5 separate regions of the Mus musculus genome follow, and regions 1, 2, 3 and 4 are each linked to region 5. A link is a loop called in an ENCODE intact Hi-C map of the cell type or tissue named here. Cell type or tissue: left cerebral cortex. All regions are shown on one strand.

Region 1 (5,000 bases), 160 kb after region 5:
ATATTGGAAACATCATCAAAGATCAGATCTCTCCTTGCGAAGACTTTCTTCTTGTCTGTTTGATTTACTCTGGCTAGATCTTGAGTTTGGAAGATGACATTCATTTTTTTTTTTTATAGCATTTGCAAAAATGTTCTCAAAGACTTCAGCAAATTGCCTATTTGTATGTGGGTTAACCATCCGCTAGTCTTAGTTGGAAACGGGATCGTTATCATTTTTTAGGTGAAATCATGCTACTTTGTTTAGGATGGAGACACACTCCACAAGTTGCCAAAGCATGTATGTACCTAAGTGGGACTGGCTTTGGGGGTGAGTAGGCTACCATTAGTTCTGGAATGGTCTATACGGAGGTCCCACATATAAACCTTAATTTGCTTCTCTGGTTGGACAGCTCTGGTTGCAGTAAGTACAGCAATGGCACATTTAACTATCTTCTTTATATGAACTTCTGAGGCCAACGGCTCCTTCTTACAGTCAGGATACTCAAGAGTTGGCCACTGTCTTCAATTCGTTTCTTTGGATGCTTGTCTCGAGTGTTTCTTCTGCTTGGGCCTGGCTGGTCTTCTCTGTGCTCGCAGACCTCAACACAATCACCTTAGCTTCCCCTCAAGTAAACCTTAACTTCCAAGGCCGAATTTTTCCCCTTTTTCTTTGGGGCTTCTTCAGGCCAAGTTCGGAACTTGCTCATCAAGACTTAACTTCCTGGGGCTGTCTCTCTGGTTACAGCAAAGGCCAGGCGCAATCCTTTCCCAGAACTTGGTGTTGCAGCGCGGGGCTCAGGTGGGACGGCACGCTCAGGTGAGCAAGCTGATGAGCGCGGCGTGAGGGGCTTTGCGCTTTTCCCACAGAGTCCGCCCACCACAGCTGCGGCTCCACAGCCGGCCTCGCCTCCCGCGTCCGGCGTGGCTGAGCTCCGGAATGGCTGCGGGTGGCAGATCCAGATGCTGCCCAGCTGCGTCCCCGTCGCGGCACTTCGGGGCGCAGTGAGCTTGAGGAGACGGCCGCCGCCCGCCGTGGGCTTTGTCCGTCCGCCGCTCCGCCCCGCCCCGTGCCTCCCCGCCCCCTCCGCGGTCCCACTTCCTCGGCGCGGGAGGCGGGAGCGCGCCGGGCAGCGAGGGGTTAAGCCGACGCGCTTGAGGCGCGGAGGGATCCGGAGGCGAGCGGAGCTCGGTGCTGAGGCCGCCTCAGCGGAAAAAAAAAAAAATGTCCGCCTGAGGAGACCCACAAGTTCTATCGGGGGGACAGCCAGCCCGCCCGGGGAGCCACGGGCGGCTAAGCCCGAGAGCCGCCCGAGTCGCGCCGACTCAAGCACTCGCGGGGGCCCGAGGCAACGCAGCCGCCGGCGGCGCGTGGGGAGGGGGAAAGCCTGAGCCCGCGCTCCCGGCCAAAGTGAACTTTAATCGGGAAGGTTGGATGCGGAGCCCGGGCGGCAGGTAACCGCGGGCGGCGGGCGGGACGTGCGGAACTCAGGTCCCTTTGTACGGCGCGGAGCCCGGGGCCGCGTCCAAGTTGCGGCGCGCGGCGGGGCGGAGGCGCGAGCTGCGGGGTCCAGGCCCGGGCAGCGGCGCTCGGCCTGCGCGGCGCTCGGGGCTCGGCGCTCGGGGCCGGGGAGCCGCCGAGCCCGCCTCATTGTTCCGCGAGTCCGGGGCAGGGCGGCCCAAGTGGGAGGTGGAGGCCGGGCGGGAGTTTGCGGGGCGCGGACGCGCGTGGGGCGCTCTCAACCAAGCCGGGGACCCCCGCTGGGGACGTCCGGGCCGCAGACGCGGGCCTGCGAGCGGCGCGCTCCCCGCAACTTGTCAGCTCTATTGTTGCTGAGCGAGTGAGTCACTTGGTCTCCGGGTCGCCGCCGCTTTCTCGCTCCCTCGCTGGGCGCGGGCTCGCTCCGTACTCCTCCCCGGGGGCACCCCGAAGCCGAGCCACCTTGGAAACTTGCGGGAGCCACGGAGCCACGCGTGGGCTCCCGTGTCGGAGCGGCTTCCGTCACTGTCCTTCGGGTATGCGTGGGGATCTGGCGTGTCGCTCGGCGCCCCCCACCCCGAGCGCTGCCTCTCTCTCTCTCTCTCTCTCTCTCTCTCTCTCTCTCTCTCTCTCTCTCTCTCTCTCTCTCTCCCTCTCTCTCCTTCTCACGTCGAGCGTCCGGGTGTCCGCGGCTCAGCCTGTCTTCTCTGCCTTAGGACCTGCTAGAAGTGGCTGAAGATGAATCCCCAGCAGCAGCGCATGGCCGCGATAGGGACCGACAAGGAGCTGAGCGACCTGCTGGACTTCAGTGCGGTATGAGAGCTTTCCTCCGCATCTTGGGGTTCTGCTGAGGTTTCCCGAGATCGGGAGCAAGAGAGAAAAGGGGGGAAAGCGACATGGCAGCGGGCAACTCCATCTGCTTTTCAGCGCTAGTTCTCAGGGCTGGAGTCCAGCTCCCCCAAGTTGGACACCTGAACTTTGATGTAATGTCTAGACTTGCAGATTTCAAACTTTAATGCCAGAGGGGTCATTTGATTTAACTAGTTAAAAGAAGAACAATGTAATCATGAGCTCTGGTTGAGTCACTCCCTTCTGATAATTATTAGAGATTTTAGACTTTATATGAAAGAAAAAAAATATTTTTTTTCCTGAAGACTTCTCAGCATTTCCCTCCCCACGACTTCATTTAGCCTGTGGTACCTGAGAGATGCCAGCTTCAAAAAAGCCAACCCCAGCGCTAGAATTCCCAGCCTTGTGAGCTGACTGCTTTAAGTATACATATGCCGTCTGCATATGTAATATGGAAAATGATTTAAAAATAAAAGGTGAAGCTATAGAGCCCATTGCCCTTATTTCTTACTAATGGATTGAATTTCAACGTTAACTGCTCCTAGAAGGCAGGGCCAATACCTGCTGTATTAGAACTGTTATTATCTTTCCTGTATGTGGTAATTTCATCGGACATGATTCTGATTGCAAGTGCTTATTAAGTAATGTTAATGTAATGAGAATCACTTAGGGCCAAAGTGAAGATCATGGGTAAAAATTTACTGTTTAAACTTAATTATCTTGTAATCTTGCCTGTGGCTGGGTTTTCATAGCAAATGTCACCGGTTCTCTCAAGCAATATTAGTAAATAATATCACTTGTTATTGCCAGCCTTGGTCTGAATGGGTCTTCCATTTTTATTTCAAATTCTCTATGAAAATTAGGAACCTAATTGATGACACTTGGTGAACTTTTCTTTGCAAGGAATATAGAAGAATTTTAAGATTAATAGGTACATTTGGGTTATTTTGCAGATGTTTTCTCCACCTGTTAATAGTGGGAAAACGAGACCAACAACACTGGGAAGTAGTCAGTTCAGCGGGTCAGGTAAGACGATGTTGAAAATCAGAAATTTCTATTTCAGAGCACTGACATATTTTAGTAGAAAAGTCTATAAAGCATTTTAGTGCCTGCCACACCATTTTTTTACACTGTCCGGTTACAATTATAAACTACTAGCGCCTCAAACTTGGAGAGTTGTTCTGAAGATTGCTTGGATGTTTTAAAGAATTTTAGCATGGACTTAAAGTTGCTCTTTTTGTGAATGTTAAGATTGAAAATTGTCTTGAGCATGATGGATTGTGTCATGACTGTATTTAGAAAAGTGCTTGAAGAAAGCTTTGTGGTTCACGGGTGTTCCTTTTATATATGCAGACATTTAATATATCTTCAGATCATTAGTGTTATTAAATCCTAGGCTCTAAAATGGATAAAAGTATTGTTTAATCTATGTGCATAAAAAGTAGAATTGAGTCAAACAATAATTAATAAGTTGTATTTATTTTAAAAAATGGGTTTTACACTGTAGGAAATAAGTAATTTTGTGGATATTAATTTAAAATGATAATTCTATATTAAAATAAGGTCTTATTTTAAATGACATAGGGCCAAATTTTTGTCCTGTAATCAAATTATATTAGGATATTTTTTAAAGTTAGATTCCTAAGCAATATTATTAATGTTAAATTTGCTTGCTTTTGGTAAACTATGTCATATTACTAAATAGTGTCCCACTTTAAAAAAAAAAACTTACAATTTAAAAGTAAGTATTCCAGAGCAGGGATACAGAAGTTTAATTTGTTTCATTTCAACTTATTCTTCAGTGTCCAAGAGATGGGGAGAAGAGCATTGAGAGCATGGTCCTGAGAAAACTGGCTGTAGTGTGTCTGGGCAGGAGCCGCTCAGTCACTGCTCACTAGAGCAGTGCTTCTCGTTTACCCTAGCAAAATCATAGCTGCTTTCCAGAGGGCTGTGAGAGCAGAAAGCCTGGAAATTAGCTTAATTTTATAACTGGCTTAACATTTTATTCTACTTCTACTTCATGTTTAGAAAAATGTTTCTGTTGAAAATCACACATCAGTTTAGCTGAACTCCATTTTTAACTATGACACTGAAGCATGTCATTTAACAAATCAAAGAGGAAAATAAAAGCAATTTGATTGCATGTAACCTAAAGGCTAGTTGTAGTGTTCTTGAGGAAATACTCGCCAGAGTCCAGCTCTTCCACCATCTCTCCTTTTGCTGGTAATCACTGGAACATTTCTGCTTTTTAGGAAAGAGGTAGAAAATTATTTGTAAAGAAGTGGCTGTATGCCATACCTCTCTTAGCATTTAGAGGACTTCTTGATTTTACAACTACTAAGAGTTTGTTGTCACAAACTTTTAGATTTACCTATTGTAAGACATAATAGGCGGGCGCCTGGTGTGTTCTGTGACTCTTGATTGCTATTTTATACTGTTAGCTTCCAATCAAGTTGTGGAAAACATATTTACCTGGGCATTGATCAGGACAGGAGCACTAGAAACTTGCTGAGAGAATGCAATTGACTTATTTTTAGATATTAAGAATGACTTCTGATAGGAAACCTTCTGGTGGACTGCAGGCATGGCACTGGCATTGCCAGCACTCTGCAGGGCTGGGTCTCACAAATATTTGTCATACAAGTTACACTCATTTTTCTGGATTACGATGTGTTTGGACTTAAGAATCTATA
Region 2 (5,000 bases), 260 kb before region 5:
TTGTGCTGCATATTAATGCAATGTCTTGTTTGGTCAAAATTCACAATACACTTCTTGCTCCTCCTATGACTACAAAAGGAGTCAACACATTTTTTACATTACAAGTTTCCAATTCATGCCACTATCATGCAATGACTTAATCTTGACCCATATTTCCCTTACTGTATATGGAAAAATGCACAAATAACTTGTTTATCTGCTTACAATTGAGAAGAGGGAAGCATGGTGTGTGTGTGTGTGTGTGTGTGTGTGTGTGTGTGTGTGTGTGTGTGTCTAAGGAGACCAGGGGTGGGTGCAACCTTCCCCCGTCCAGAGGTGGCACAGCCATGCACCCGGCTCTGGAAACCCACCTTCAATGAATGCATTAGCCTCCCCTTCGGATGCCGCCGCCGCCCCCCATCCCCTTTGCAGCAGCAATGTGCCTAGGCTGTTCTACCCCAGCGATGGAGGATCCTCTTACCAGATGGAGTTCTTGATCTTGTGTTGCAGAGCGTTGGCCTCTGTCCCTGGCAGCCCGGGCACAAGGGCTGGCAGAGCCACCCCGGGGTTGGGGGCGCTGAGGGGAAGCTGCTGAGGGGCATCGAGCTGCTGTGGTGGCGGCTGTTGTTGTTCCTCTGCCATCGCTGCTGGAGGGGAGGGAGGGAAGATGGGGGCGCGGGGAAGGGTGAGGGAAGAGACGCGGAGGGGAGGACGACGAGGGGAGGAGGAGGGGGAGGGGAGGAAGAGGAGGAGGAGGGGGAGGAAGAGGAGGAAGGAAGGAAGCTGGATAAGCTAGGCCTATACCCCAGGGCTCGAGTGAGTCGCTTTCTCCGGCCGCCTGAGGGACATCCCCGGGGAGACCGCGCGGCTCCTCGCGGCTCTCGTCACGGTTCCTCTCCCGGTTCTCCTCGCGGTTCTCGTCACGGTTCCTCTCCCGGTTCTCCTTACGGCCCCGCGCGTCACCGCGGCAGAGGCATGGCGGCGCCCCTCAGCCCCCCGTCAGCGGCCGGGGCTGGGGGGCGTCTGAAGAACGAGGTCCGTGGTCGGGCGCCCCCTCGGCCCCAAAATCCAACCCGACGGGTCTCTCGGGGGGCCTGCCTCCCCGGCCGCCCTCCCCCGGGGGCCTGGCGCCTCCGAGCTCCCCCACGCCGCTCGCTCCCTCGCTCGCTCCCGGCCCCGCCGCCGCCGCGGCCACTGCTGCCCTGCCAGCCCGGAGCAGCCCAGCGCGCGCAGCCGCACTGCGGCCCGGCGCAGACGGCACAACACCTACCGCGCGGCCGGGGGGCGTGGACGCGCGTGTGCGGGCGCGGCGCGGGGGCCGCAGGGGGGCGCGGAGCGCGCGGGGCGGAGCGGAGCGGCTACGGGCCGCGGGCCCAGGAAGCCGCGGCGGGGGCCCCGAGGGAGCGGTCGGGTGGCTGCGGCGGCCGAGGGGGTTGGGGGGGCGTGTTGGGGGCGGGGAGCGGGCTCGCGTGACGGCGGCAGGGAGTGGACCTGTGCCACCGTGCGGCGTGGAAGGGAGAATTGATCGCTTCCTAGTGTGTAAGGTGAAACGAATCTACACGCCCTCCCGCCCCCACTACACGCTCGCGAGCGTTTCCCCTCTACTAGTCAGGACTGCTTCCTCTCTCAGCCACCGGACTGAGCTGGAGCAGGTGAGAGCTTTTCGACGAGCTAGCGCAGCGAGCCTACTCGGTCTGGTCGGAAAATGGCAAGTGGCAAGCTGGTGGAAGTGCTCCTCGGTCGGGCATTCAAAGCCCTCCAAATCTGGCCCCACTTTAGCCGTCCAATCACAGCCGCCTCCATCCCCCCTGCAAGAACTCCCAGCTCCAATCAGTGAAGTCTCCATGCCATCCTCAGCGCGCAGCAGATTCATTCTTCCTTGGTGCCTTTGCCCATGCTGTTCCCCACCCCACCCCCTATGCCAGGAGTGCCCTCCCTGCTCTACACTCCCAATTCAGCCCAGGCTCGGAGACACACAGCTCAAGTCGCGGCTTGTCAGGGTCCCTGGCAGCCAAGGCCCCTCCTGTTTCTCAAAAGGAACACATGTAATACAACATGGAGGCGCGAGCTTCAGCCAAGAGCTCTTCCTTCGCAGCCATCTAAACTCACCCCAGCCAGAGACTGCCCACCATTTCGCCCCCTTCCCATTCATAGACAGCTTTGCTGGCTGAGAGTGAGACTCCCTGCCTCCAACAAATCATTCCTCTTAGAAGAGCAGAAGAATTAGCTTTTCTAGGTGGGGCTGGTCAGGAAGGCTAAGCGCCTGGGTGTAGAAGACAGCAGCCAAAGCCTCTGGCACCAGATGGAACAGCTGCACAGCTCGCACTGACCTTTCTCAGTGCCTGTGGCTGTAATGAGCCTCCCAGCCCGTAACTTCTCTGACAGTGTTTCTATCAGACTTGGCCCTGTCAGATTTTCTGGCCACTTTCCTGGATGGACTTTGAGCTAGGAGGCCCTGCCACCTTTCAGACTTCTAGTGGGTGGTGAATCTGATTGGCTTGGATTGCGTGGTCTTTTGAGTGCTCTGTTCCCTGCCTTGGCCTGAAACTCTCTTGCTTTGTCCATGTGGCCTCAGGCCTGGTTCATACAGACTGGAAGCCCATACTCTGAATGTTTGCACCTGGATGGGTGGAGGCAAGGACACCCTTGCAAAATACAGTTTCCTCCTGAGGATCCAGACTGTGTTCCAGAATGCATATTTATAATTCTGTATTCACGGGGAAGATGATATAAAAAGACAATGGGAAAAGTGGCCCAGACCCCTTTTTCTAATTTTTTTTTTTTAAACCCGAAGAGTGATGGCCTCACATTGCCACATTCGGGGAGGGGGGGGAGGGGGAGAATCAACAAAGAAAGGTAACTAGGACCTGCTAAAGACCTTAAGAAAAGGAAGTTGAGAACCGAGATGTCTTTAAAATAACTTCACTACCGGTGTCACACAGGCTGGCTTCCCGAGTGCAACTTTTCAGTTTTTAATAGGTTCCATAAAGAGCCACGCATCCCACAGTCACCGCTAGAGGGCTCAGCAGAGTTACAGCCCCGATTTGCCCTCTAGCGGCGATTCTGAACAGAGTGCGTTTACGGCGACTTAGGGCCTTGGGGACTGGCAGCATGGCAGTTGGAGCAGACATCTGGAAGCATTAGGTTCAACCAGCCATGAGAGGGTTTTCATATAGCGACAGACTGAAGACATCCTCTTGCCAGAATGAGACACCCTTTCAGGAAAAGAAAGATCATTGCTCACACTTAACATCTGAGAGGTAAATTTGGGCTTTGTTACAGTTTTCATAGGAGACTGAATTTAAATAAACTATGCTTTAAAGAAACTTGAAAAAAAAAAAAGTGGTAAAGTTACCTTAAACCTTGGGTAGGGATTCAGGGCAAACCCAGAGAGTAAAGGCCAACTTAGAATCATGGTGGCTCATTTTCTCAGTTTCAGTTCACCCCCATGGGAGTGAATAGAAAACATTTTAGTGAATATGAATTTTTAAGATAGCATTGGTTATGAGCAGATCCCAGTCACGGAAAGTGTAAACTTCCCCTCGAGGGTGTGTATGACAATGGGGAAAAAAACAGTCTGAGGAATGCCAATTGAGCTGGGAAGGAAAACTCTGGTTTTACAGTCAGAGACAGCATGGAGAGTGATTTGTAACCCACTGCAGTGGTCTAACAAGAGAATTGACAAAGTGGCTGTGGATACCTCTGAAGCAGAGTAATGTGTGGTAGCAGTCCTGGGACGTAATTCATGGCTCGTAGGTGTTTAGTAAATAACATTTAAATTCAGTTATTAACTTTTTTCTAGTATTTTCTTTTAAAGTTTTACTTATTTTATTTTATGTGCATTGGGGTGTTTTGCCTGCATGTATGTCTGTGTGAGGGTGTCAGGTGCCCTGGAACTGGAGTTACAGACAGTTGTAAGCTTCCATGTGGGTTCTGGGAATTGAACCCAGGTCCTCTGGAAGAACAGACACTGCTCTCAACCACTAAGTCATCTCTCCAGCCCCCTTTCTATTAATCTTATGTATGAAAACTTCATTTCCCTTATAAAGCTTTCCAGATATTTACACTACATATAATATATGTATATATGCATGTATGTATGAATTATGATACATTATACATTTATCTCTAGGGATTAGTGAGATAAAACTCACATAATTTACAAAGTATGAGGAAAATTAATACCACATAATATTACTGGGTGCAGAAAATATAAATAAGGCATAGACCCAACTCAAAGTAGTTTATATTTTGTGAAGTAGAGCAAGATTAACATTGAAGTATTTGAGACGAATTCCAAAATGTATTCATCTTTGTTTCTTTTCTGTTGCTATGATGAGACACTATGACCAAGGTAACATAAAATAAACATTTAATTGGGCTTATAATTTCAGAGGGTTAGAGTTCATGATGGCAGAGAGAAGGCATGGCAGTAGGAATGGGTGAGAACTCATATCTCAAATTGTAGTACAGGGCAGAGAGGCACACTGTGTGGCACTCCTCTTCCAACAAAGTCACAGGTTCTAATACTTCCCAAACAGTTTCACCAACTAAGGATTAAATCCTCAAACACTATAGCCTATAGGGGGATAGTCTTGTTTAAATCACCACAATGTCTATTAATGGTAGAGATAGATTAGAGAGATCGGTCTGTGAAAGTTAGATCTAGAGAAGGCCTCTTGGCTGGCCTTTGAGTTGGGTATCCTTGAAAAGAATAGGAGACAGAACCTGGGTGTGCTGCCTAGCTTTATGTTGACTTGAATCAACTATAGTCATCTGAGAAGAGGGAATCTCAACTGAGAAAATGCCTCTAGAAGACTGGGCTGTAGGCCAGCCTGTGCTGCATTCTCTTAATTAGTGCTTTATTGGAGCGGGTCCAGCCCATTGTGGGTGGTGACACCCCTGGGCTGATGATCCTCAATTTTATAAGAAAGCTGGCTGAGCCAGGTGGTGGTGGTGATACAAAGCTTGAACCCCAGCACTTGAGAGGCAGAGGCAGGTGGATCTCTGTGAGTTTGAGG
Region 3 (5,000 bases), 140 kb after region 5:
TTTGCCTTGGCCACTTTGTTTTTTTTTTTATTTCCTGGCAAAGTTTGATGCTCTTTGAATTACACCCTTGCATGTGCTTTCTCTGAGCAGCATGGTGGGTAGATTGTTTTGTTTTGAGACAGGGTTTCTCTGAGTGGCCCTGGCTGGCCCAGAACTTGCTCTGTAGAACGCAAATTCAGTGTGTTCTGAGTGCAGGGATTAAAGGCATGCACCATCACACCTGACACATAATAACTAGATTACAGGTGGTGTTCTTCTTACAAATAATCAGTTGAGGATGGTAGGTCAAATAATACTGCCCAATAGGTCCCAGTTCTGTTAGAAGTCTGTAGAACGAGCTTTCCTCCGGTGAGGAAGAGAAACACATTTGCTTCAAATTTGATGCCAAGACTTTGCAGTGAGGGATTTGAAGTCATTTGAAGAAGGGGACTGCAGAAAGAAGTTTTTTGAGGACCCAGAAAATGTCTGTGAATTATTCCTATCCGTTCCCGGGCTACCACGGAATGTCTCAGAAGATGATAAAATCCTCACTTTTCAAAAAGCACCCTCCAGGCAGGACTTTTTCTGTTGCTGGCCATGTTGTTGCTAGCCTGATCTTTTCTACTAATGCAGAAGCTAAAACTTGTTTTACAAATGTGAATGCTTAGGTTTAAAACACCCGAAAGGGAGACTTCACTCTCCCTCATATCCTTTATCTTCTTTCCTACCCTACTAGATTCAGTCAGACATAAAAGGCAGAAAGCCCCTCTCCCTTCCCCCAGAGTCTTTAACCTCAGCTCAAGCTCAGGGTAGTTGGCTTTCTCTTCCCTGGGACCTCGTCTGTTCCAGAAGGTTCTTCACTTAGCCAGTACACAGGTTTCTGGAGCCTTGCCTATCATAGGTTACATAGGCAAACATGTCTGAAAACCTCTGTCACAGCTTAGCCTCAAGTGGGGAGCCCACCCACAGCACTGTTTTGTACCTAATGGTGCTCCGTAGCACTGAAGCAGAAATATTGTAGTCAGAGCATGTGGAAATGGCTAGGACATAGGCATGGGAGAGGGTCTGAGAGTACAATTAGCGTTGACTAGATTATATATATATTTTATTATTAGATATTTTCTTTATTTACATTTCAAATGTTATCCCTCTTCCTGGTCTCCCTCTGAAATCCCCCTCCCCTTATTCCCTCCTTTATTATAATTCTTATAAAAACCACACAGTACTTACTAGATAACTCTACCTATAGTTTCTATGTGTACATTAGATTGAACGGAGAAGATGAGACGATAGGCAGATGGTCAAGTGGCTTTCTCTCATAGAATTTTCCCTTTAGTGCCTTTCAACGGTATCATTTTCCCACACCCCCTAAAAACTAAACCTTCTATATTTTCAGTTGGTTCTTTTAGTTTATTTTTATAACACTCCTTGAGACAGGGAGAGTAGCAGGATAGTTTTATTTAACTTGCCAAGAAGCAAGACACAAAGAGATGATCTGACTTGGCCACCATCCCAGAGGGCATCTATGGCAGAGCCAGGATGGTCTTTTAGTCCTCGGGGCTCTTGGGCTTTTGTTCTGATGTCTCTGCATATAATTGTTTTGATAGCAATTTCTCTGCTTCTCTCTCACTAGCCTAATCACGTGTGTCAATCATATTCAAGAACATCAAGGGCCTAAGGGTCAGCCACAGTCTCAAGAGAAACAGAATCAAAAGGAGAAAATAAGGCATTTTCTTTTTCAAATGTGTTTGTCAGTCGTGGACTCATAATCTGACAGGGTATGCAGGAGGAAGTTGAGGACCTCCGCCCTAGGCTGTAGCTAGAATAGGCTCTATTAGGCTTTCTGTCTACAGCTTAAACCAAGTGAGCAAGAACCCTCAAGGGGATCAATGGGTTCTCCACCCAGCCCCTGAAGAACCAGGAAGGAAGTCCTCTTTTCCTTCCTCTTCATAGATTCACCCCTGTAGCGTCCCTGTACAGTCTCGGGATGTACAAGTGTGGTGGAGAGCACGTGCAAACCTCCTACCCTTGGCCATCTTGCTCCACTTCACTTTCACTTTACAGAGCTGAATCCTGGGGCCCAGGAGCGCTGCGCCCAGGAAAAGGCCACTGGACACAAGGCGACCTCCGTGCTCGGACCCCGGAGTGCGCGTGCGCGCGGGCCTCGAGCCGCGCCCGCGCGGGGAAGCCCCGGGGCTAATCTCCTGCCACTCATCCTTGGGGACGCTGGCGCCCGGGCCACAGCGCCTGGAGCCTCGCGCCGGGGCCCAGCTGGGCCGCACGCGGAAGGACAAATAGTCCCGACGGCTGCTGCTCCGCGCGCCCCTCCGAGACCGCGCTCGCCCCGCCCGAGCAGCCCGGCCTCGGCCTCGGGCGGCGGGAAGTGGGCGGCCGCTCGACCCCCCGCTCCTCCCTCTGGGGCCTGGCGGGTGTACGAAGCTCCTCAGGGAAAAGTAATTGGATTCCGGGCTCAGCGCTGCCGGGAACGGCGGAAAGCCGCAGCTGAGGCTGCAGCGCGTGGGCGGAGGAGGGCGCGGCGGGGGAGGGAAGGGTGCAGACGCCGCTGGGCTCTCCCGCGCCCCGGCGACCTGGCCGGGGCAGGCTGCGGCGGAAAGCCGGCGGCCGCGGGGAAGGGCAAGCACGCTTGCCCCAGGGGCCCCCGAGTGCGACGTCCTCACGCCTTTCCCAGGCTCCACCTAGTCTGTGGAGCACACCTGGCTGATGACACCCGCCCAAAGAAACGTTTGGGAAAGCTGAAGTCTGTCAGCATCCCCCAGGGTTTCCCTCCAAGCTCTGATGTGCAGCTGAGGTGGAAGAAGAGCCTTTCTTTCATCCAGTATGCAAGTGGAGAATTCCTCTCCTTCACGAATGTCACAGGGAACACAGTAGGAAAGTACCTCAAGTCTTTCCTTTGGTGACAGACTCCCCCAAAGTTCCCTTTCCCCTGAGAAGATGGATCACAAGTGGGAGCCTTAAAGAGGGTTTATTGTTTTCTGCTTCTCCCCTCCTGAAATGGTAGGAAAGTTCCAGAACTTGTAAATGACTAACTTTGCAGCTCTTTTGTGGTATATGGGTTTTTTTTTTCTTTTTCTTTTTCTTTTAATTCCCTTTACTACATCTCACACAACTCACTAGGCTTTTATAGAGGAATTTCTCATGTACCAGGCTCTATTCTGCTTACCAGGGACATAACAGTGAATAAGCCCAAACGCTCTGGGCTCTTGGACTTTGTTACAGGCGATGAGACAGACACACCGTTGAGTGTCGTGTGATGTTAAGTGCTATGAAACAAACAATACTGCAGGGCAAAGGAGGCTACAGGTAGAAGACATGTGCAGTGTTAGCTTAGACGAGTTGATTTAGAGAGAGATTTCTGAGGAAGTGTGCTTACAGCAGGTCTGAATGAAAGAAATTAGACAAGCAAAACATACCTAGACAGGTAACTTCCCGGATTGAGGAAGGACAAATCCAAAGGCTCTGAAGCCCGGAAAAGTCGAGTGAACACTTAGCAAGTAGTGAGGAGGCCGACATGATCGCTGCTCTGAGCACCTACAGTTGGAAATGAGGGTAGAGGCTCAGGGCCATAGAGATCAATGGTATTAAGGGCCTCAGGTTGCTTTTAGATTTTGAAAATTTTTATGTATATAAGTGTTTTGCCTGAGCCGGGCAGTGGTGGTGCACACCTTTAATTCCAGCACTTGGGAGGCAGAGGCTGGCAGATTTCTGAGTTCTAGGCCAGCCTGGTCTACAGAGTGAGTTCCAGGACAGCCAGGGCTACACAGAGAAACCCTGTCTCGAAAAACCAAAAAAAAAAAAAAAAGTATTTTGCCTGAAGGCAATGTATATATGTACATGCAGAGGTCAGAAGAGAGTGTTGAAGCCCCTCAAACTCGAGTTATAGATAGTTGATTGAGTCACTATATAGGTCCTGGAAGCTGAACCTAGGTCCTCTGCAAAAGCAACGAGTACTCCCTACCCCGACCCCTGCTTTTAATGTGAAACTTTTGGAGAGTTTTATGCTCTGAGTTTCCAATCTCTCTCCTTCTCCATCAGACACTAGGATTGCCTTGGCTGGTCTGAAACTCTGCATATCAGGCTGGCCTTGAACTCACAGAGACCCCCCTGCTCCTGCCTCCTGAGCACCGGGATTAAGGTGTGTGCCCCCATGCCTAGCTGTTGTGGTTGTTTACCTCAACTTTAGTTCATCACCATTCTAACATATCCTACCTTCTCCGTGATTGCAACAGGTCAAAAACTAATCTTGCTGTCTTTGTAAAATTTATATAACTCCTTTCTCAATAATACCAGCTCGATCTATGCCACCCACACTAAAATGTTTGTCATTGTCAACGCACTATTTCTTCTTCCTTATTTTACCTGGCCTGTTGTTAGGACCTTTAGTGTATCACCAGAAGTACCTCATATCAAATTCCTTCGTGTATCTCCACTTCATGCTTTTTGCCTAAGACCTTGAACATTGCCAGCCAGGATCAGTTCAACCGTCTTTTTATGGTCTCTCCGACTCCCTTTTCTCTCTGTTCCAATGTAACTTGCCAGAATAATTGCTCACTTTTAGCACATCTCTTCATGCCCAGATAGCTTTATGGGTATATTTTCTCTTGCATTAAATTTAAACTCTGGTGACTGACTTTCAAGCTTGTCCTCCAGTCGGGGTTCTTTCTGTCTTTGACCCACTCTTCAGCCTGTCTCCTCAGTAGGTTAGATGTGCCCACCAAGTACCTTCCTGTTCATTTACTTCTTTGTATGTGTCTATGCATCTACCCTTACGTAACCTAGCATTTAACTCATTTGGATGTTATAAATGATGGAAATATAACTTAAATTTGCTTAGATAGGAAGAGGAATCTTATTGGCTTCTGATCCTACAGTGAAATACCCGAGACTGCCTAACCTAAGTGGTTCTCAACTTTCCTAATGCTGCAACCCTTTATAGATTCCTCCTGTTGTGGTGACCCCCAACCATACATTTTTTTTGTTGCTGCTTTGTAACTGTAATTTTG
Region 4 (5,000 bases), 81 kb after region 5:
TGGCCAAAAGGGGACACTGGACTGAGAACACTCTTTCTAAATTGATATGTTAGCTTTGCTGCTGAACACAGGCCTCGTAGCAAAGGAAAGGGTTTAAAGAGTTAATCATATATCAAGGGTATTTGGGTGTCAAACGTCTTAATACATTGAAGGATGCTTACTAAAATTGGGCTAGGCAAGCCCAAGACAAGCTAAAGACAAATGAGCCAGAGTAAAGACTCAGTGGAGAAAGGGAGTCAGAGGATCCAGTTGTGGTTTGAATCTAGAATGTTCCCCATAGTTTCATGTTTGACTACTCAGTCTCCAGTTTGTGGTACTAATTTCAAAGCTATGGGAAACTTGAGTTGGGGCCTGGCTGGCAAAAGAAAAGACTGTCTTTGGAAGCTGTACCTGTTTCTGGTCCCAATCCCCAGCTCTTTGCCACGGTTTGCCAGGATGGAGGAACAGGGCCACCTGTTCCCACTGCTGTGAGCTGTGGTGTTCCCTCCCCTCTGTCATGAACTAGATTCCTCTGAAACCATGAGCCAAAGTTCCCTTGGGTCATTGCTGTTGGGTAATTTGGTCAGAGAAGTCAAAGTAACTAATGTAGATGCCAGGAGAAAACACTTCCTGACACAGGATGGGCTAGGACCTTCTGAAAAAGATTCTAATAGCATAAAAAAAGCAACACTAAGAGTTGACAAGTGGGTTCCCGTGAAACTAAAAGGCTTCTACAAAGCAAAGGAAACAATGTAAAGACGAGGCAGCTACCCAGTGAGTGCCAGATTCACATCTGACACGTTAGTATATGAAATCCAAAAAGAACTTCAAAGCTTAAATACCACAAATAATCTAATCAGTACATGAATAACTGAAAAGCTGGGCAGGTTGCCAAAAGGTACCTGGAAAAATGGTCAGTGTTCTTAGCTGTTAGGAAATGCAAATAAAAACATTTAACTGATGAGCCATTTCTCTAGCATCATAATAAACATTTTGAAATAGCTTCATTCATTTACTCAAAGATTAATTTGGAAAGTAAGCATTCACTCAGACTTACATCTAGTTAGAAATATCTTTACTTAGATTGTCTTATTCAAATACAATAATGTCCACCCACTGAAAGCATATTTACTAAACTAAAACATGGATGTACAGTTATATGTTTTCATTTTATATTAATGTATGTCTTCATTTTTTACTATAAAATTCTTACTAGGAAAAGAAATATTCTAATCTGTTGTTTAAGCAGCGATAAGTGTAGGTACTGTGCATTGTCACTGAGGGCTTGTTGGCGGGGAGGGGGAAGCGTCTGTGGAGGAAACTCTCCTCCTTATTCTCATCTTCTCTAAGCCCGAATCATCTGTATCTTCACTCATTCCCCAGGAGATGTGCTGTTCCTGAGAAGATATTGTCCCCACTGGAGTTGAAGGAGATGAAGAGGGTTCCATGTCAGAGGTCTGCTCCAAAAGCCATCACGGTGGTTTTAATTCATCAATAAGGTCTTATGGATACATTAGTTATCTTTAAAAAAAAAAGATTTATTTATTTATTATATGTAAGTACACTGTAGCTGTCCTCAGACACTCCAGAAGAGGGCATCAGATTTCGTTACGGATGGTTGTGAGCCACCATGTGGTTGCTGGGATTTGAACTTGGGACCTTTGGAAGAGCAGTCACTGCTCTTAACCACTGAGCCATCTCGCCAGCCCCCCCATTAGTTATCTTTTTACTTTGTTTTCACATTTGCATGAGGACCTGCCTTCCTAGAAAGGGACATGGTAGTGGAAGCCTGGAACCAGTCTGTGGCTGGAGCTGAAAAGGTCAAGGGGTAGCATCCTTGGGGGAGCTAGAGTATTGCTTGTTAGTGCCAAAGCCTTGTCAGATCTGTGAGGAGAAAGAGATGGGGTTGGGAGTGCAAAGATGGAACAGGAAGGGAAAAGAGAGATACAGAGGGAGGGAGGGAGGGAGGGAGGGAGGGAGGGAGGGAGGGAGGGAGGGAAGGAGGGAGGGAGGGAGGGAGGGAGGGAAGGAGGCAGGGAGAGGGGATCAAATGTGAGGGCAAACTGGAAGCCCAACTGAGAAGCAAGTAAGACATTATCACCAAGGCAGAAACTAAACAGCACTAAGATGGTTTTGTGGCTTTTTAAAAATGGGTGCCAGCAGCCCCAGCCTGTGGGTGGACACGCTAACCTGCCGGTTCTTCCACTGGCTGTATTCTGCAGTGTATGCAGCTTGGGTGGGCTCTCAGCCAGGGTTGGGACATGCCACATCTCCCCATCCAGTTGACCTTCCTAAGAGAAGGACCAGAACTGGATGTAGTACGGCTGGGGATCCAGAAGCCTTGACGACTTCTAGCTCAGCTTCAGGATAAAGTGAAGGATGTTCTAACTAGGAAAAGGTTTCAGTCCAAGGCTCACAGAAACTGGCAAAAACAAAGCCATCACTCCTTTTATAACTGAAGCAGAAGCGACCAGAAGACAACTGGAATGTTTCCCGTCATCACATTTACTAAAATTCCCTTTCCACCCAGGCCTCTTGGACTTTGCCACTTATGTCCTGGATCCCCTCTCACTATGGAAAGCCTTTCCCAGTCTCATTCTCTCCAGCGTCTCTACAGTTCCCTTCCAAGTCATGCATTTAATCAGCTGTCTTCCTATTGCTTATCCAGCATCTCTGTCTCTTTTATCCACCCATCATCTACTGTCTATACTGACCTGTCTTGTTATCCACCCATTTTATTTCACCTTAAATATGTTCTCCCTAGGATCTGGGCTCTTCTCCATCTACCCCCTGCAGCTGCTCTGGTGGCTCCCGCTCTTACAGGCCTCTTGGTGGTCTCTCCTGGGTTCAGCTTTGCCATGCCTCATTGGTTTCATAGAAGTCTGCTGCCTCCTTTCTTTTATCCCAATTTTTGAGGCATGTAAACTCCTGTTCTTTAGATATACATGCTCGCTTTGTAGGAGGTCTTATCCCATGGCTTTAACTTCTATCTCTTTGTCAATAACTCCCAGATCTATGTTCTCCAGTCCTGACATTTCGCCCCAAGCTGTAGACTTAGCAAATCTTTCTACTTAATGTTTTCATCAGATAACTAATAAGCATTTCAAATCAAACATTTTCAAAATAGAGTTTGATTTTTCTCCCCTAAACTTATCTGTCCCAGTTTCCTCCACAGCAATGACTGGCTTTATTTATCCTGTAGCTCAGCTTGTGTGCTTACACCTATATGGCATACAAGCCCAGGTATGGGAGATCCTGCCTGGCCCAAAGCCCTCTTGGTGGAGACCAGGACAGGATGGAATAGCTTCCTTGAAATTCCAAGCAGGGGCTGGTGAGATGGCTCAGTGGGTAAGAGCACCCGACTGCTCTTCCTAAGGTCCAGAGTTCAAATCCCAGCAACCACATGGTGGCTCACAACCATCTGTAACAAGATCTGACTCCCTCTTCTGGAGTGTCTGAAGACAGCTACAGTGTACTTACATATAATAAATAAATAAATCTTTTAAAAAAAAAAAAAAGAAAAGAAATTCCAAGCAGATGGTTGCCAAAAGTGGTGCCTGAGCCTCCGCTCAGGATTCTGCTGCATCTGATTGCGTAGGAAATGTTAAATCCAAAGTGCTTCGGGAAGGGGGAAGGGGGAAGGTGATTGGTTTGAATTCCTGCATCTAATTAACCACACCAGCCTCCTGACAAATGATCTTACTCTCAAGGGGGTAGGGAATTAAATATTTCCAAAAGGCAGTTTCCTAGAGAAGGAAACCCATGGGCAAAATCATCAGGTCTGTCTGGCACAAAATGCTCTCATCTCAGTGGCTGGAAACAGTGACTGTGTCGCATAGATTACGGAAGACTGCAGGAATTACACAAGGCTGGTTAGAAGGCTGCATTTGCACCTGAGAACCAAGAAAACCTCCATTCTACTGAGCCAGCCAAAGAGAAGAAATGTGTGAAGAATTGTCTACTAAACTCTAGGAGTTGAGCCATATGGAAATGAGCCATGAGGATCCTGACCCCAGGACTGAACAAAGCATAAACAAAGCACAATGCAGCTATTTTGGCTGGGCAACTTAGTCCAGGAACACCGCCATTTTCTTGGACATGTACTTTTTAGGGCTGGCCTGCAGGTGGTGGTGTAGCCCACAGAGGATTGTACAAGCAAGAGTCCGATAGGATGCTAGACCTAGATTCATATCTATATTAGGATTTTGTCCAAGTGTGTCTTGCCTACTTGATTCCGGATATGATTCATTAAGCATGAGGGAATGAGACCTTAGCCTGCCAAATAACTCCTTGCCTATTGATCTCAAAACCTTTTCCTCATCCAGACAAAAGAAAAGTCCCTTCCAGGTGTGCTTAAAAATGTCCTTTCTTGCTGGGTTTTGAGTATCCACAAAGAGAAGCCATCTATGGGATCAAGTGGCCAGTTCTGTCACAATGCTGGTGTAGCTGGTACCTAGACTCAGTTGAGTAGGTATCTTCCTCAGCTGAGTCAGCCCAATGCAGACAAAACCTGGACATACTAGGCTTGGCAAGAAGCCTGACATGCTGGTAGTGGGGTCACTACATTCCTGGGTTCAGTCAGACACCCAGAGAAGTCTTTACGTTTCCCGAACACCACTGCTCATCTATGGGGAGCTGGGAAAGGAAGCCTGAAGTTTATTCAATTCAGTTAAACTTAGTTCAATGGAGTGACTCACATGACCTCTTTAAGTGAATTCTGTTAGTTTATATTTTCTCTCCATCCCTTCGTTCTCTTCCAAGCTAGCTTCTGTGTGTACGGGGCCTGGAATACATTGGGAAGGGACATGGCTGTGAGGTAGCATTACCTAGAACCTCACTGGTCAATGATCCAGGGGCAAGGTTTTCTACTTTCTGAATTGGTGGTCACTGCAGTGTTATTTTCCCTGTCTAGACATATGAGGAAATTACCTCTGAAATTCATGGTCCTGGTCATCTGAATGTTCTGGCTGATAATATCTGGAGCCCCCTGATGTACCTCTGTGCTCTCAAAACCACTGGGT
Region 5 (5,000 bases):
CTAAGCACTAAAACTATGCCAGACTACATGCTAATTGCAAAAGGAACAGTTTCAATAGTCAACATTTTAACTGAGACTAAAGCTAGAATTACTAATCATATACTGTCTCCCCACTTTTTATAATATGAAGTGTTCCAGATGATTTATGAAATATTGTAAAAAAATAATTAAGCCTGAATGTATTCAAGTTTTTTAGCCCTAACTTTATGTACTAAATGCATTTTAGCAAATATTTTTCTTGGGTGTGACCATGGTATTCTGTTACGGTAGTATAGAGAAAGTGGCCTTTATCTTTTCTTTATTGATATACATATCCAGTACTTAGGGGTGAACTGTAACGTCTTTAGCAATCATTCACATATTCAGCAGACTGAGACAAAGCAAATGTGACAAAATGTTTACAAATATTCACACTAGGTGGTAGGCATCTGAACATGCTATATTCAACTCCCCAGTGTGCTTGGAAAGAACATGACCACTAATAACATCTAAAGATAACAAATGATCCAGAAATTAGAGTCTAATGGCAAACGGAGTTTCTCAAATGTGGAGGCCTGTGCCTCCTCACCTATTCTCAGGAACCTCACTGCAGTGAAAATGGGACATAAAATACTGAGGTGAGCTGAATGAGGAGTCCTAAAACTTAAGGTTCCGTAATGGCCCCGGTAGCCAAGCGTTCTCATCGTCATTTCTGAGGCTGACCTTCAAAACTGCTCTGCCAACAAAAACGTCTCCGAAAGTAGCCCAAGGTAAACATTGACACCAATGACAGATACAACCACTCAAACTCAAGGATGGCTTTAGTGCAGATGGTGGACCATCAAAAAGCACAAGGTCCTCCAACCCGGTCCCTTCACCCTATCAGTTACATCCAAACAACTTGAGTTGGTACAGTCATCTCTCAAAACAAGATAGCACACAGATGCCAAGGGAAGGGTTTTGTACCTTCAAACTCTTACTTCCATCGTGTGAATTTATGGTTAAGGGCACTAAAAGACGTCCAAGTATTTAGATGATTCAGTCCAAACTTGAAAATAAAGCCAAATGTTTAAGTATGGCGGACTATTTAAAAAAAAAATTTTTTTTCTTCGTGAAGCCAAAAGTCTCCATGCTCGCAGCAGGTTAACGTCCATTTTTTTCCTAGCATATTTCTTTCCTAACGGGTTACAAATGCAGGTTGGTCGTGAAAACACCATCTTCTTGCGCAGGCTAAAACCTCAGCGCGACCACTCGTTTGTGGTTTATTAAGTGAAACCTGCAACGCACAGCTGGAAAATCTGTCAGGCTCGGTTCTCCTCAAAGCCCTCCTCTGGTAGACAATAGCGGGGCTATGGCAGAGTGGGGACATTCCTTTGACAAGAAAGGTGGCTAGATAGGAGCGGTCGTCTAGCACAAGGTAAGGCCTCTGTGGCTGTTATGGCGAACGCCAGTGGGGTTCTGCTCTTGCGTGAAGAGTCGAGTGGGTTGGGTTGTGAGCTCGGGTCTCCGCCACACACACACACACACACACACACACACACACACACACCCGCGGACAAGGTACAAAGGACCGAGGGGAGTCGTCCCCCGAGAGCACAGCCGGGCTGAGAAAGCGATGGGAGGATCTGCGCGGTGGCGAGGCGACGAGGCGAGGCGACGGCTGGGCGGCCCTGTACTGTGGGCCGCCGCGCCGCCGGCCGCCTCGCCTCGTCGCGCCGGGAACCCTCCCGCGCCAGGCCCGGCAAGATGGCGGGCCCGGCCCCATGCGCAGCCGGCCCCTGCCCTGCCCGGCCCGGGCGCTCTCGCCGACGCGCCGCGGCCCGAGACCCCCACCCTGCGCCCCCGGAGTGCGGCGGCGCGGCCGCGCGGGAGGGCCTTCGCGGGCGGGCGGGCGGGCGGCCGCGCGGGGCGGGGGACGCTTACCGTGAGCGGAGCGGCTCGGCCTGACTGGAGCCCTGAGGAGGAGGAGAAAGAGGAGGAGGCGAGGGAGGAGCGCGGGCTGTGTACGCCGAGGCCGCTCCGGCTCCCATCGCGGAGCGGGGCTGCTGGGCGCCGTGAGGGGGGAGGGGGCTGTCGCGAGCCAGGGCGCAGTGCCTCATGGGTAGGCTCCGGGTTGGCCTCGCGCGTCCGCGCTCCCAGTCTTCCCGCCAACGCGGGAGGCGAGCGCGGCCATATGCGCCGTGCTGCGGACCTCGAAGGCCCGGGCCGGCCGGGCCCTAGCAGCCGGCGAGGACACGCGGGGACCGGGCTGAGCTAGGCCGTGGCGCTCATGGCCGCCTCAGGCCTAGAATTTGTAGGCACTCAGCAGTGAGTTCCATCCTTCTCCGTGTGCGAGGGTTAAAGGGCATGGGGAAGGGTGTGAGAGGAAAAGGAGATGAGTTTCCAGGATAGTACCACGTTGTTTTTGGAAAGTACGTTTTTGTTTGGGTATCTTTTTCACTCCTATTGTATGAATAGTAATCCGTAATTGGAGGTGGAAAAAAATGGCCGATGTATTTATAAGAATACTTCATCGTAAGTCGGATCTGTAAGGAAACAGACACCATGTTATGTCCGAAATGTAGATGGACATTTGTGTGTTTGAACGATGTCAGATTTTGTTAAAAAAAAAAAAAAGAAAGGAAGGAAGGAAGAAAGAAAGAGGCAATAAAACGAGGGCTGGAGAGATGTAAAATGAGTAAGAGCCCATGTTGCTTTTCTAGAGTGCCCTAATTTGGTTCGCAGCACCCCATGGTGGCACACAACTACAGTTCAGGGGATCTGATGCCCTCTTCTGGCCTCGGTAGGCACCAGACACTAAAGTGGCACACAGGCATATATACAGACAAAAAAACACAGATACACATAAACTCAAATACTATGAGCTACCTTCTATCAAATAGCCTCAGTGTCTATAGATACCAGGCTCTCGGCGATCAAAGCTTCTTTTATTCCAGTCTTAATTACTAGCTCAATACATTTCATACTTAGAGAATGGGTACAAAAGGTTTAAAGAGACCAGCAGATTTCAGAGGACAAAAGCAGAAAGCTGATACATATATAAAGTGAGTTGCAGATACTAAGGGAAGGGATCTGGGAACCCAATAGGAGGCCAGTGGAGCTAGGGCTGCAGAACAGGACCACAGGGGGCTAGAAGCCAGAGAGGAGCAAGATCCATTAGAAAGACAGAAGGAGGACACTGCAGGTGGGCTAAGCCCAGTATTGTGAATTTAGGATTTGTCTGCCTATCACTTCCTTGAAAGAGACACCAGGTGGTCAGGTGAGAGGTTAGCAATTCAGTCACCATCTCAGTGTTAGGTACCTATATTATTAGTTTTCTAACTGAACTTAGAGAATGAATCCATGTGCATAGAAAGGGGGGTTATTAGAATGACTTATAAGCAACAATGGCTGGCTATGGACAAAAAGTCCAAGAATTCAGTAATTGCTCAATTCAGGTTGGATGTTTCAGTGGGTCTTCAAGATACCCTGGAATTCTAAAGGAGTAGGTAAAGAGGGAGGTGTTGTATCCCTACTTGGTTCTTGATTGTGTCAATAAAAAGGGGGGAAGCCAATTGCTGGACGAAAGAAAAATGGTGGGACTTGCAGGTCCCAGAAGAGAAGGGACACAGGGAGAGAGGAATTTGGACCAGGATTTGGATGGAAAGGGAAGCTGAAGTCATGTAGATCTTGGGACACTTAGAATTATTGTAGCCTCTGCTGCCAGCAAGGACTGAGAAGGTTGTGGGGAGCTGGCTGATAGAATTGGGGCAGGAAATTCTTTACCCAGCTGTTGAGTTATCTGGCTAGCTTTAAAATAATAAAACTGTCTAATGTTTTCTATCCATGTAGCTAAGGTGGACAGGAGAAGAAAGAGGGCAGCCAGGGCAGTTGCTGGTGGAAGTTAGCCTGAGAGGGTTGGGGGAGCAATTGCAGCTCCTGGGAAAAATGACCAGCTGGTCATTGGCAGAGCTGAATGAGACTGGTGGTGGCAGATCACAGAGCTAAACCCAGAGAGGCTGGAGTGCAGGCTGTGACACCAGGCAAGGTTGGTAACAGGTTTTTAAAATTACACGCAACAAGTAGGCTATAAGGCTGAAAAAGTATAACCTAAAAACAAAATTCTAGGCCTTTAGGCCCAGGCTTAAGAATGTGACCTTTGTGACTCAATGCTCCAAGGCATGCTAATCATAAAACAGATAGCAACATTCCTCCACCCACCCACTTCCTGGGTTCAGGAAGCGTTCATTCAAAGAAAGTTGCCTTGACTCTTGCTGGAACCCGCTGTGCAAAGGTGCTATTGTTAGAGGCTCCTAGAAAACTGTCTTGACTTTCCACCACCTCATGACTCTTAACTGGTATTTTTGGTATTTTCCAACAACGCCCTCCCCACCTCCTTGAGTTGTGGTTTCTTCCTTTAAATACCCCCTTACCCAACTACTCGGGGTGCCAGGGGTCCTCTACCCCTGTGTGGTATATGACTGTGGGCCCAAAAGCGCTCTTGAATAAAAGTCCTCTTGCAGTTTGCAGCGAGACCGTTTCTCGTGAGTGATTTGGGGTGTCGCCTCTCCTGAGTCAGAATGTGGGGGAGTCCTCATGTTGTGGGTCTTTCAAGGCAAGTAAAGGAATGGAATCTCTAAGAAAGCGAGGACACATATAAACCCTTCTGCCTCAGTGGGGTAGCAGTGGTGCACACCTTTAATCCCAGCACTCACTCAGGAGGCAGAGGCAGAGGCAGGTGGATCTCCAAGTCTGAGGCGAACCTAGTGTACATTGTGAGTTCCAGGACAGCCAGGACTTCACAGAGAAACCCTGTCTCGAAAAAACCAAAGGTAAAAATAAATAATAAAATAAATGAAAAACATCAGTCTTCGTCACCACAGTGTCTCTGTGTACAGATAAAATATGTGATCCTTCTGCTTCTGCATTTGTAGTCAAGATGGAGCTGATCTGGGCAAGGTATGGCCTGATCAGAACAGAAACTTTCCTACACTGAGAGCTCTCCAAAGATCAATGACAATAGTAGCCTAATTTTTCAAGTG

What was found. Peaks named below come from ENCODE experiments on the same cell type or tissue, not always from the same donor. Only the 100,000 strongest peaks of a DNase experiment are listed, where the experiment ranks them.
Region 1: a loop joins it to region 5, with 5 times the contacts of the local background. A loop is called at or near these places in 5 of 42 quality-filtered maps.
Region 2: it touches region 5 in a loop (5-fold over the local background); 2 of 42 quality-filtered maps call a loop at or near these places.
Region 3: a loop joins it to region 5, with 9 times the contacts of the local background. A loop is called at or near these places in 5 of 42 quality-filtered maps.
Region 4: a loop joins it to region 5, with 2.6 times the contacts of the local background. A loop is called at or near these places in 3 of 42 quality-filtered maps.

Annotation. Positions count from the first base shown.
Region 1 is chr9:72,108,009-72,113,008 of GRCm38, reverse strand. It overlaps Tcf12 (transcription factor 12), which reads left to right and starts at 1,190. Exons shown (of 21, transcript NM_011544.3): 1 at 1,190-1,433; 2 at 2,175-2,271; 3 at 3,261-3,333. The coding sequence starts at 2,197. In left cerebral cortex, no CTCF peak of the experiment used is centred here; DNase peaks (open chromatin) are centred at 1,133, 1,790 and 2,215; H3K4me3 peaks cover 3,155 bases; H3K27ac peaks cover 1,837 bases.
Region 2 is chr9:72,528,441-72,533,440 of GRCm38, reverse strand. It overlaps Rfx7 (regulatory factor X, 7), which reads right to left and starts at 1,201. Exons shown (of 9, transcript NM_001033536.1): 1 at 461-1,201. The coding sequence starts at 621. It overlaps 4930509E16Rik (RIKEN cDNA 4930509E16 gene), which reads left to right and starts at 1,583. Exons shown (of 3, transcript NR_045735.1): 1 at 1,583-1,631. In left cerebral cortex, CTCF peaks have their summits at 1,617 and 3,010; DNase peaks (open chromatin) are centred at 1,260, 1,776, 2,387, 3,016 and 3 more places; H3K4me3 peaks cover 2,307 bases; H3K27ac peaks cover 2,129 bases.
Region 3 is chr9:72,130,549-72,135,548 of GRCm38, reverse strand. No RefSeq gene overlaps it. Among named protein-coding and RNA genes, the nearest start is that of Tcf12, 21 kb to the right of the region's middle. In left cerebral cortex, no CTCF peak of the experiment used is centred here; DNase peaks (open chromatin) are centred at 2,308, 2,771 and 4,584; H3K4me3 peaks cover 1,536 bases; H3K27ac peaks cover 1,607 bases.
Region 4 is chr9:72,191,380-72,196,379 of GRCm38, reverse strand. No RefSeq gene overlaps it. Among named protein-coding and RNA genes, the nearest start is that of Gm27188, 59 kb to the left of the region's middle. In left cerebral cortex, a CTCF peak has its summit at 4,104 (motif pointing right); DNase peaks (open chromatin) are centred at 2,257, 2,517, 3,627 and 4,045; H3K27ac peaks cover 1,178 bases.
Region 5 is chr9:72,271,932-72,276,931 of GRCm38, reverse strand. It overlaps Zfp280d (zinc finger protein 280D), which reads right to left and starts at 2,044. Exons shown (of 22, transcript NM_146224.5): 1 at 1,903-2,044. In left cerebral cortex, a CTCF peak has its summit at 2,735 (motif pointing left); DNase peaks (open chromatin) are centred at 915, 1,426 and 2,034; H3K4me3 peaks cover 2,210 bases; H3K27ac peaks cover 1,689 bases.